Regions from separate parts of the Mus musculus genome. Here region 1 is linked to region 2. Evidence: chromatin contacts called from ENCODE Hi-C or POLR2A ChIA-PET data. All regions are on one chromosome and are shown on one strand. Each heading gives the region's core, a stretch centred on a gene start or an enhancer-like site at or near the end of the contact. The rest is flanking DNA. Distances are from core to core; before and after follow the strand shown. Region 1 holds the start of Chek1 (checkpoint kinase 1). Region 2 holds the start of Hyls1 (HYLS1, centriolar and ciliogenesis associated).

Region 1 (3,947 bases), core at 1,312-3,811, 1.2 Mb before region 2:
TTTCCTTTTTCTTCCATAATATGTGTTAACTTTCCTTCTTTCTTTTGTACATAAGATTCAGGATTTCTGTCCTTTTATTCAAGGATATTGGCCAGGCTGTTGCCTTTCTAGGTTAAAGTAGAAAAGGAAAGCATATTGGTTCAACTCTCAGTACATACACTTAAATTTAAATGCTATTTTCAGGATAGCCACACCTTTTACTATGTCTACTTTATAGTTTAGCAATCATTTACTATCTCAAACCTTACTAGTAGCTTTGGGGAAGAGCTCTTCCTTGGTTATAGAGCTCTTCCTTGGTTATACAACAGGAAGTGTTTAGAGATCTCTGCTTCATAGGTAGTCGTGTGACTGCCCCATTTTGACCTTCATATTCAGAGTTGCCTGGTGTCCTCATTTCAATTCTGGGCTTCCCACGATGCATGTCAAGTCACTTTCCTGTACTGTCATTGGTGTCTTTGGGATTAATCATTATTTTGTGTTTGTTACCTTTTATTTTCAGTAGGCTTTCAGTTTTCCCAAAATTTCTCATACTCAGAAAGGAATAGAGGGTATTGTTTATGTGGCCCCTCCCTCCTTTAAAGTCAGTCTCATGTAGCCTAGGTTAGATTCAAATTTAGGGTGGCTTTGAATTCCTGATCTTTCTCCATCTCCCTCCGAAGTGCTGTGATTACAGGCAAGTGTTATGCCTCGTTTCACTACTATTCCTTCCTAACTAATTTTAGGGAGTTTTATCATGAGTCCTCCTACTCCCCACCTCTCTTCACTTTCAGTTACTCCTCTGTGTCTGAACAGTTTTCTTTTAATCGATTCAGACACATTAGGTGTTTTGAGACAGTATTTAATTTATTCCAGGTTATCTTTGAGCTTTCTATATAACCAATGTGAACCTGAACTGGTCTTCCTACATTCACCTCCCTGTTGTTGGTATAGGTGTACACACAAACACATAAACACACACACACACACACACACACACACACACACATATACACACTCTTCTCCAAGTCAGAACTCTGATACTGTGTCTTTTCCAGGAAATAAGACATTGATTCCATTTAAGACTAGAGGAACCTAGATTCCATTTAAGAGCACTTGGGAGGCAGAGGCAGGTGAATTTCTGAGTTCGAGGCCAGCCGGTCTACAGAGTGAGTTCCAGGACAGCCAGGGCTACACAGAGAAACCCTGTCTCAAAAAACCAAAAAAAAAAAAAAAAAAAAAAGACTAAATCAACCTCTTGTAGATTTCAGAATATACACAGGAAATCACAAAGAAATGGAAATAATCTAATAGCTTGTTTTTAATTACACGAACCCTAAACTGATAACATGGTTTAAGTTTAAACATTTCCAGGTTAGATTTCATGGAGTTGGAGATGTAGCTCAGAGGCAATGCACTTGACTAGCCAGCACATGGTTTCATTGTTTCCTTATTTTTTGTATCCAAGTCCCTTTTCTTAGAATTGACATTTCTCTATTATGAGACTTTTGTATGCTTGGCAGGCATTCTACCATTATGCCATAAGTCTAGCCTAGTTAAGGAATATTGATTGTGCTCCCCAACCCACCTCCTTTTTTTTTTTTAGATAAGATCACACACACTCACACACCCTTGGCTCAGGCTGACCAACCTGAATCACTTTCCCTGGCTCAACCTCCCTAGACTGAGGTTATAGATGAGTCACCATTAAGTCTACTTTGCTGTTTGTTTTTTCTTGAAAGCGAGCATCTTGGTTGGGTATCTCCTGCTTTATCTCTATAGTGTGGTGGGCCACCGTGCTTGTTTAAGAAAGCTAGTACAGGCAAATAGTCGTGTGTCCCCCCCCCCCCAAAAAAAAAAAAAAGATTTAACTGGTTCTGGAGCCTCCTGTTCAGGCAATATTGGTGACTCTCACTGCACTTTCCCCTCACACATCCGCGGCGATGTGGTTTTTTTTCCCCTTCGTTTTTTTTTTTTTTTTTTTGGTAAGACTAACCCTGTATAACTCGGATTGCCTTGAACTCAAGATCTTCTTGCTTACGCTTCCCAAGTTCTAGGTCTACAAGCATGCACCACCACACTTGCTTTCCTTCGTTTTTTTTTTTTTTTTTTTTCAGAATTCCAGCAGCAGTTGCTAGCTTCTCAATTCGAATACTAAGGGGGGCACAATTGAGTTTACAGAGCACTCTGTGTCGCTTAGTTTGAGCCTTCCTCCCTGGGGCTCCGAGGTCAAGAGCAGGTCGGTTTACGTACTTAACGGTGCAGCCTTTGCAGGCTCTGAGTGGCAGGGAACCTGGGTTCTTGGCCCAACTGGTGGCGCAGTCTGGATGGAGGCTTCGGTGCCTCTGTGGAGCAACGTAAGGCGTGGCACACGCCCCGTGCCATTTCCATTTCATTCGGACTCAGAGATCAGTTCTCACCAAAGCAGTCGTCAATACCAAATCTGGTCAGCTTGTGTCTTAACTACGGCCACATCAGAATTTCAGCCAGTATTAGAAGGAAGGGTCCTTGCGCGGTCGGTCTACTGAAGTCGCTCCTCTGCAGAGCCTGGGATAGGACAACGCGCGCCGGCCCGCTTTACGGCAGAGGTGTGCGCTTTTGCGACAGCATGACGCAAGCAGGTTTTGGCGGGAAAAGCTGTGCATTTGGATTCCTGTGGCAGCTGGCAAAGGACTGCTTGGTGAGAAGGGCGTCCTGAACAGTGGGAAAGAACTCCAGCAAAGGACCCAGAGGGCTTGTTTAGTGTGGACGGGCGCGGGGAGGGAGTGGTCCAGACTAGCAGAGAGGTGGGAGGGCCGCCCGGAGCCCGGGCTGGAGCGGGTGGCCCGTGGCTCTCCAGCATAAAGGGACCAGAGCGATTGTAAGGCTCCGGGGTTCGCATGCTTTCCCGGCTCTAGGGGTCCCTGCCTCCCGCTTCTCTCCGCGGCTTGGCCCCGCCCTGTTCCCTCCCGGTGCTGGGGACACGTGCCGTTGGGGTGGGAATTGGAAGTGAGCGGGTGGGAGGAGGGGCTGCTCTGGCAGTAATTACCGTAGTTACACCCAGCTGCTCCCCACCCCCGCACCCTGACCTGCCCGCAACTCCCTTTCCGGATCATTCACCCGAAAGCTCTTGTCTTGCAACCCTGGAGCCAAGCAAGTGCTCAGTTTTGCATAAAGGCGGACGGAGGACAAACGTGGAAACAGGATTTGTGATAAACAGGACAAAATGTTCAAGTTCAGTATTATGACGTGGGTAAATATGGTTCAGATGTAAGATGAAAAGAAAGTCGTGCGGAATCATAGCAGGAGACATGGCTCAGTGGCATTACAGGTGATGAGAGTTTACACTCATCCCCAGTATTTTCTGGGATCCTGCATTTTACAGTCGCTGTGCTTGGAGTCATGGCAGTGCCTTTTGTGGAAGACTGGGATTTGGTGCAAACTTTGGGAGAAGGTGCCTATGGAGAGTAAGTTTGAGTCCTCATTTTAATTTTTTATTGCAGTGTGTGTCTGTCTGTCTGTCTGTCTGTCTGTCGTGCTATGGTGCGTGCACCTGTGGAGGTCAGAAGACAACTTGCAGGAGCTGGTTCTGTTGAAGGTTTGGAGGGATCATTAGGCCTGACAGCAAGAGGCTTAACCTGCCTGGCCATTACCATGGTCTTCCTAATTTAAATATTACCTGTTTGTTTGCTTTAGTTTTCCACCTGTTGTCTGAGTACACACTTTAAAAAAAGTCCTTTATTTCAAGTGGCAAAGAGCATGGATATTCGCATTTGTACATCAAGGCTCTGAGTGAGTGAAGCACATCCACACCTGTTCCTCCTCTTTTGTGATGGTAGACATTGAACCTAGTGCATCACTCATGCTGGGCTTATGCTCTGCCATGAGCTACATTTCTAGGCCTGTAAAACACCAAATTTCTTCTTACATTTGTTTTTGTTCAGATCAAAATCTTGTTAAATTGCCTAGGTTGGCCTTGAACTTGTACACTG
Region 2 (4,369 bases), core at 1,240-3,739:
CTATCCCCTTGCCCCTCCCCCTGCTCCCCAACCCACCCACTCCCCCTTCCTGGCCCTGGTATTCCCCTATATTGGGGCATAGAACCTTCACAGGACCAAGGGCCTCTCCTCCCATTGATGACCGACTAGGCCATCCTCTGCTACATTTGCAGCTAGAGTCCTTCCATGTGTTTTCTTTGACTGGTGGTTTAGTCCCAGGGAGGAATGAGTTCTATTGACTGAGAAACAACGCTTAGGATAAAGGTCTAGGAGGAAGGGTTTATAACAAGTATGGTATCAACACTCTTTTAAAAAGTGTATGAGACCTCTTTCATAAGGATGGGTTCTACTGACTGAAAGACAACTCTCAGGAGTTGGGGAATTCATGCGGAGGCTAGTTCCACAGAACAGCAAAAGATCAGCATGTTATCTGCCTCTCTGTCTCTCTGCTTCCCAGCTACCACAAGATGAGCAGCTGTGTTCTGCTCCCTCTACTTCTACCCACCGTGATATTCTGCCCAACCATCACCTAAGAACAGTAGCCCTAAATGAGCATGAGCTCAAACTTGGAACCACAATAAATCTGTCCTCCATTTCAGTGTCTCTATTAAGTCACAGCAACAGAATGCTAACACACACCTCAAATACAATGTGCTCAAAGCTTAACTCTACCTCACCCAAAAAAGTCTTTTTCCAGTATCTCCTGTTCGAGAAAAGAACATTCAGCTGCACCAGCCAGAAATCTATGAACTAAGAAACCACACTTGATCTCTCACACCTCAGCCTTATAAAATATGTGTTCTGGTCATAGACACAAAATATATCTGTCTTTCCCCTTCTTAATATCCTGGCCATTACCATCCTAGCCTACGTACCACAACCTATGCCTCGAATATGCAATTATGTCTCATTCAGATTTTACATAAAATTGTGCATTCCTCTAATCCATTATTCTCAAGGAAAGAAAATAATTTCAAGAATAAACCTGAGTATTTCATAGCATGCCCCAATTCTGCTTCAGATACCCAGTTCCATAGTTCTTTGGCTAAAGTCAGATTTGCTCCCATTGGCCTACATGACCTACCTCTTAAGCTCATCTCTACTGCCTACCTTTGTTCTGTTTCTCAAATCTGAGTCTGCCATCTGCCTACATCAAGGCCAGCCTGGGCTACATGGCAAGCTCCTAACTTTGAGGTATAGAAATGAAGCTGAATGTCCAAAAGTAGGTAAGAAAATGAATCATCTAACCTTGCTTAAGACACATTAGCTGGAGGTTCCATGCTAAAGGAAATTCCATACAAGCATTACATGAAAGCAGGATATTTGTCCTAAGAATGTGTGTAATAAAGTAGTGTCACATTGTCCATCAAGGGGTAGTCATTCAGTTTTCATAAATTCTTAACTGCCTCAGAGGTAGAGCAAGGGCCCTGATTAAAAAGCTAAGTAGGCAAGTGATAAGAGGCAGAGGCAGGTGGATTTCTGAGTTTGAGGCCAGCCTGGTCTACAAAGTAAATTCCAGGACAGCCAGGGATATACAGAGAAACCCTGTCTCAAAAAGCAAAAAAAAAAAAAAAAAACCTCAACAAAAAAAGAATTGTTTGGAAGATTTAAGCATTCTAGCATTTGAGGGGTGGGGGTACGTATGAGTGCTCTGTCTGATGAACACCCGCTCCCAGAAGAGAGCATAAGATCCCTTTATGAGCCAACCATGTGCAACTATGTGATTACTAGGAATTGAACTCAGGACCTATGGAAGAGCAACCCGTGCTCTTAACCCCAGAGCTATCTTAACAACCCAGCTTTCTATATATTAAGAAATAAACACCTATTTGTATTTGATGTAGAAAGTTAAAGTACGGGGGATGGGGGCCTCTTTTCCGATCTTACCCTCAGTAGTCCCCAAAGCACTAGGGTCCCTTTTTTTTTCTTTGTAAGTACACAAATCATTGTAAACGTCAGACATACATGTAATATTTTTATTATACTATTTTGTTAACAGTACGCTAGAAAAGGAGGGCAATAATAGTGCGTTCTGGAAGAGTGCATACCGTGCCGCGGGGACCGCTGCAGCTGGAATTGGTCGGGCGGTCCTATCGCGGGTTGCAGTGGAGACCGACTCACGAGCCGGGCCAGCCACGCCCCAGAACCCTCCCCTCCGCTACCCTCCGACGCCGCCGGCCACAGCCAAGAGCGGCTGCGGCACGGAGCAGGGCCAGCCCGTTGCCTAACCGCCAGACTAACACCCACACGACCAAGAAACAGATTCCGCGCCACGGTCCGGCGGGTTCCCACTTCAGCTCCACGCCCCAAACCCCGCTTCCGGGCCCGAGGTTGGGGAGGGCTTAGAGAAAATGTGCACCAATCGTTATGTAGACGTGGAGAACGTCTGGCCTCTGGACCAACGAGAGAGATGGTGGGCGGAGCCAAAGGCGTGGGCTCTCTTCGGGATTTAAACTTGAACAGCGGACCGTTAACGACTACGCTGAACGTGGAGGTGTCGTGCGCCTGCGCGAGTGGGAAACAGCGTTCCGGGGTGAGCCGCGACTGCTAGACCCTGGGCAGCGGCGGCCGAGGCTGGTGAGGATCACGGAGCCGGAGCGGTGGACCTTTCCTGGGACAGGGTGCAGCGGAGCCCACGCTCTTTCCCTCGGCCGCTGCGCGTGGATTCGCGTTTTCTTCCCTGCCAGGTTCTGGCGTTCAAGGTAAATCTCGGCAGCGTTGCTCGGGACGTCTTTAACTCGCAGCCCGAGCACAGGCCGCCCAAGCCCCTGCAGGTCACAATGTAATGTACACCTTGCCTGCGCCACTTTTGCCCGGTGGGCAAGCGAGTGGACAGAGCCCTCCCTGCCAGCATGGAAACGGGGACGGGTCCCTGGGGAAGTCGAGCTCACGGCACGCCCGTGGCCAGATGGTGCGACTGGTGGTGTTATTGTTGGAAGAGCAGGGAAGTAGCCTCAGGTTTGGGTTACACCTTCCGTGGATTCAAGTGTACAGCCGGCTTGCTTAGGATTTAGGATAGCAAGTAAAACTGAAGGAACCCCTCTGGGTGATCTTACCCCAGAAAGAGTGAGAAAACCCGTATAAAAACTATACAATACAAACAAAAATATCACTGTGCCCTTTCTTTCAAGTTGGCTAGGTTTTTTCAGTGTGCAGTGCTGATGAAAGTGAAAATAGAGGCACTCTAACGCGTGTGTTGAGGTAATAATCAGTTTTTCTAGAGAGCAGTTTGTCATTCAATTTAGAAGTTAAATTGCACCATAATTTCAGTTATAGCCAAATACAGGAATTTAAAGGGTTAAAAATCCCACCCCACCCCCCAGCCCTGAATCTTTTTACTGTAACTAGGTAATCCTGGAGCATTAAACTGTTTGAGGGTTTTTTGTTTTTAAGGGAAAGGTAATTTTAGTCACTATTACCCATATTTATCCTCGATATATAAGATGGCTTAGCTTGTGAGATCGTTGTAAGCAAAGGAACTGAGTATAACCTATAAACATGAGAAGTTGCATTTCACTTGTAAGCATCTACATATTTGAGGTGTAAAAATGAAGGGGACATAATTTGAACACAAAGGAACAGGACTTTATCACTGTAAGGATGCCATTAAAAATCATCTTGGCTTTAGTCTAAAATCACCCCAGGCCAACTCCAGAAGAGATATATACATGTCTCAATTAAACTTCAAAACCTTTTGAAGTAATTCCACTTTTTAAGTGAAGTAAGCTTTATTCCCTACTTTACATTTTTCTAACATTCAGTCCTACTTTGGAGTTTGTATAAATATTCTCTCTCTGAAGTAATTTTGTAAAAATACCTTTAGGAGCTTCTCATTGACTGCTTCTGTGATGACAACCAAGAAGCTAACTGAACCCATTTTCTTTTATATTCATCCCCAGACAACCTCTTAAGAGGATTTGCCTCAGCCTTGAACTCTTGCTTCTATAGACTCCAGAGTGTAACTAACACCCTTCAGTTAGGGCTCCCCCACCCCACTCCTGCCCCAATGTACTGTGCTTTAGAAATGACTTTTTAAATAAGAATGTTTCTTAAAGTCAGTTTTTCTTTTCTAGGTTTCCTTTTTGTTAACTCAAATACAGCCAGTCAAGGAAAAACAAAATAAGGTAAGAAACTGCTCTGAGGCTCAGAGTTGGGATCCCAGTGCCCAATGGACGCCTTACAAATACCTCGAATTTCAGCTCCAAGGACTCAAAAGATGCCTTCTCCTGACCTCCATGAACACTTGAACTCACACACACACACACACAAAACTCTTCAGAATTTTAAAAATTCAAAGACAAAGCAGTCCTTTTTAAGACTGTTCCATGACAAGTGACTTGTGTCACTGCTTTCCTGGCTCCTCTGCTGGGCCGTGAAAGTTAGTACTGTG

The links. A loop is a pair of places that touch in the nucleus more often than their neighbours do. ChIA-PET counts read pairs that join two places held with the same protein, here RNA polymerase II (POLR2A).
Region 1: a loop to region 2 is called in a map of T-helper 2 cell, with 5 times the contacts of the local background. The contact joins the promoter of Chek1 here to the promoter of Hyls1 in region 2. A Hi-C loop is called at or near these places in 1 of 37 maps with a recorded cell type or tissue (T-helper 2 cell). POLR2A ChIA-PET finds 5 or more read pairs at or near these places in 1 of 5 experiments (Patski).

Annotation. Positions count from the first base shown.
Region 1 is chr9:36,725,272-36,729,218 of GRCm38, reverse strand. Chek1 (checkpoint kinase 1) reads left to right here and starts at 2,561. Exons shown (of 13, transcript NM_007691.5): 1 at 2,561-2,656; 2 at 3,341-3,422. The coding sequence starts at 3,358.
Region 2 is chr9:35,568,189-35,572,557 of GRCm38, reverse strand. Hyls1 (HYLS1, centriolar and ciliogenesis associated) reads left to right here and starts at 2,489. Exons shown (of 4, transcript NM_029762.1): 1 at 2,489-2,681; 2 at 4,053-4,103.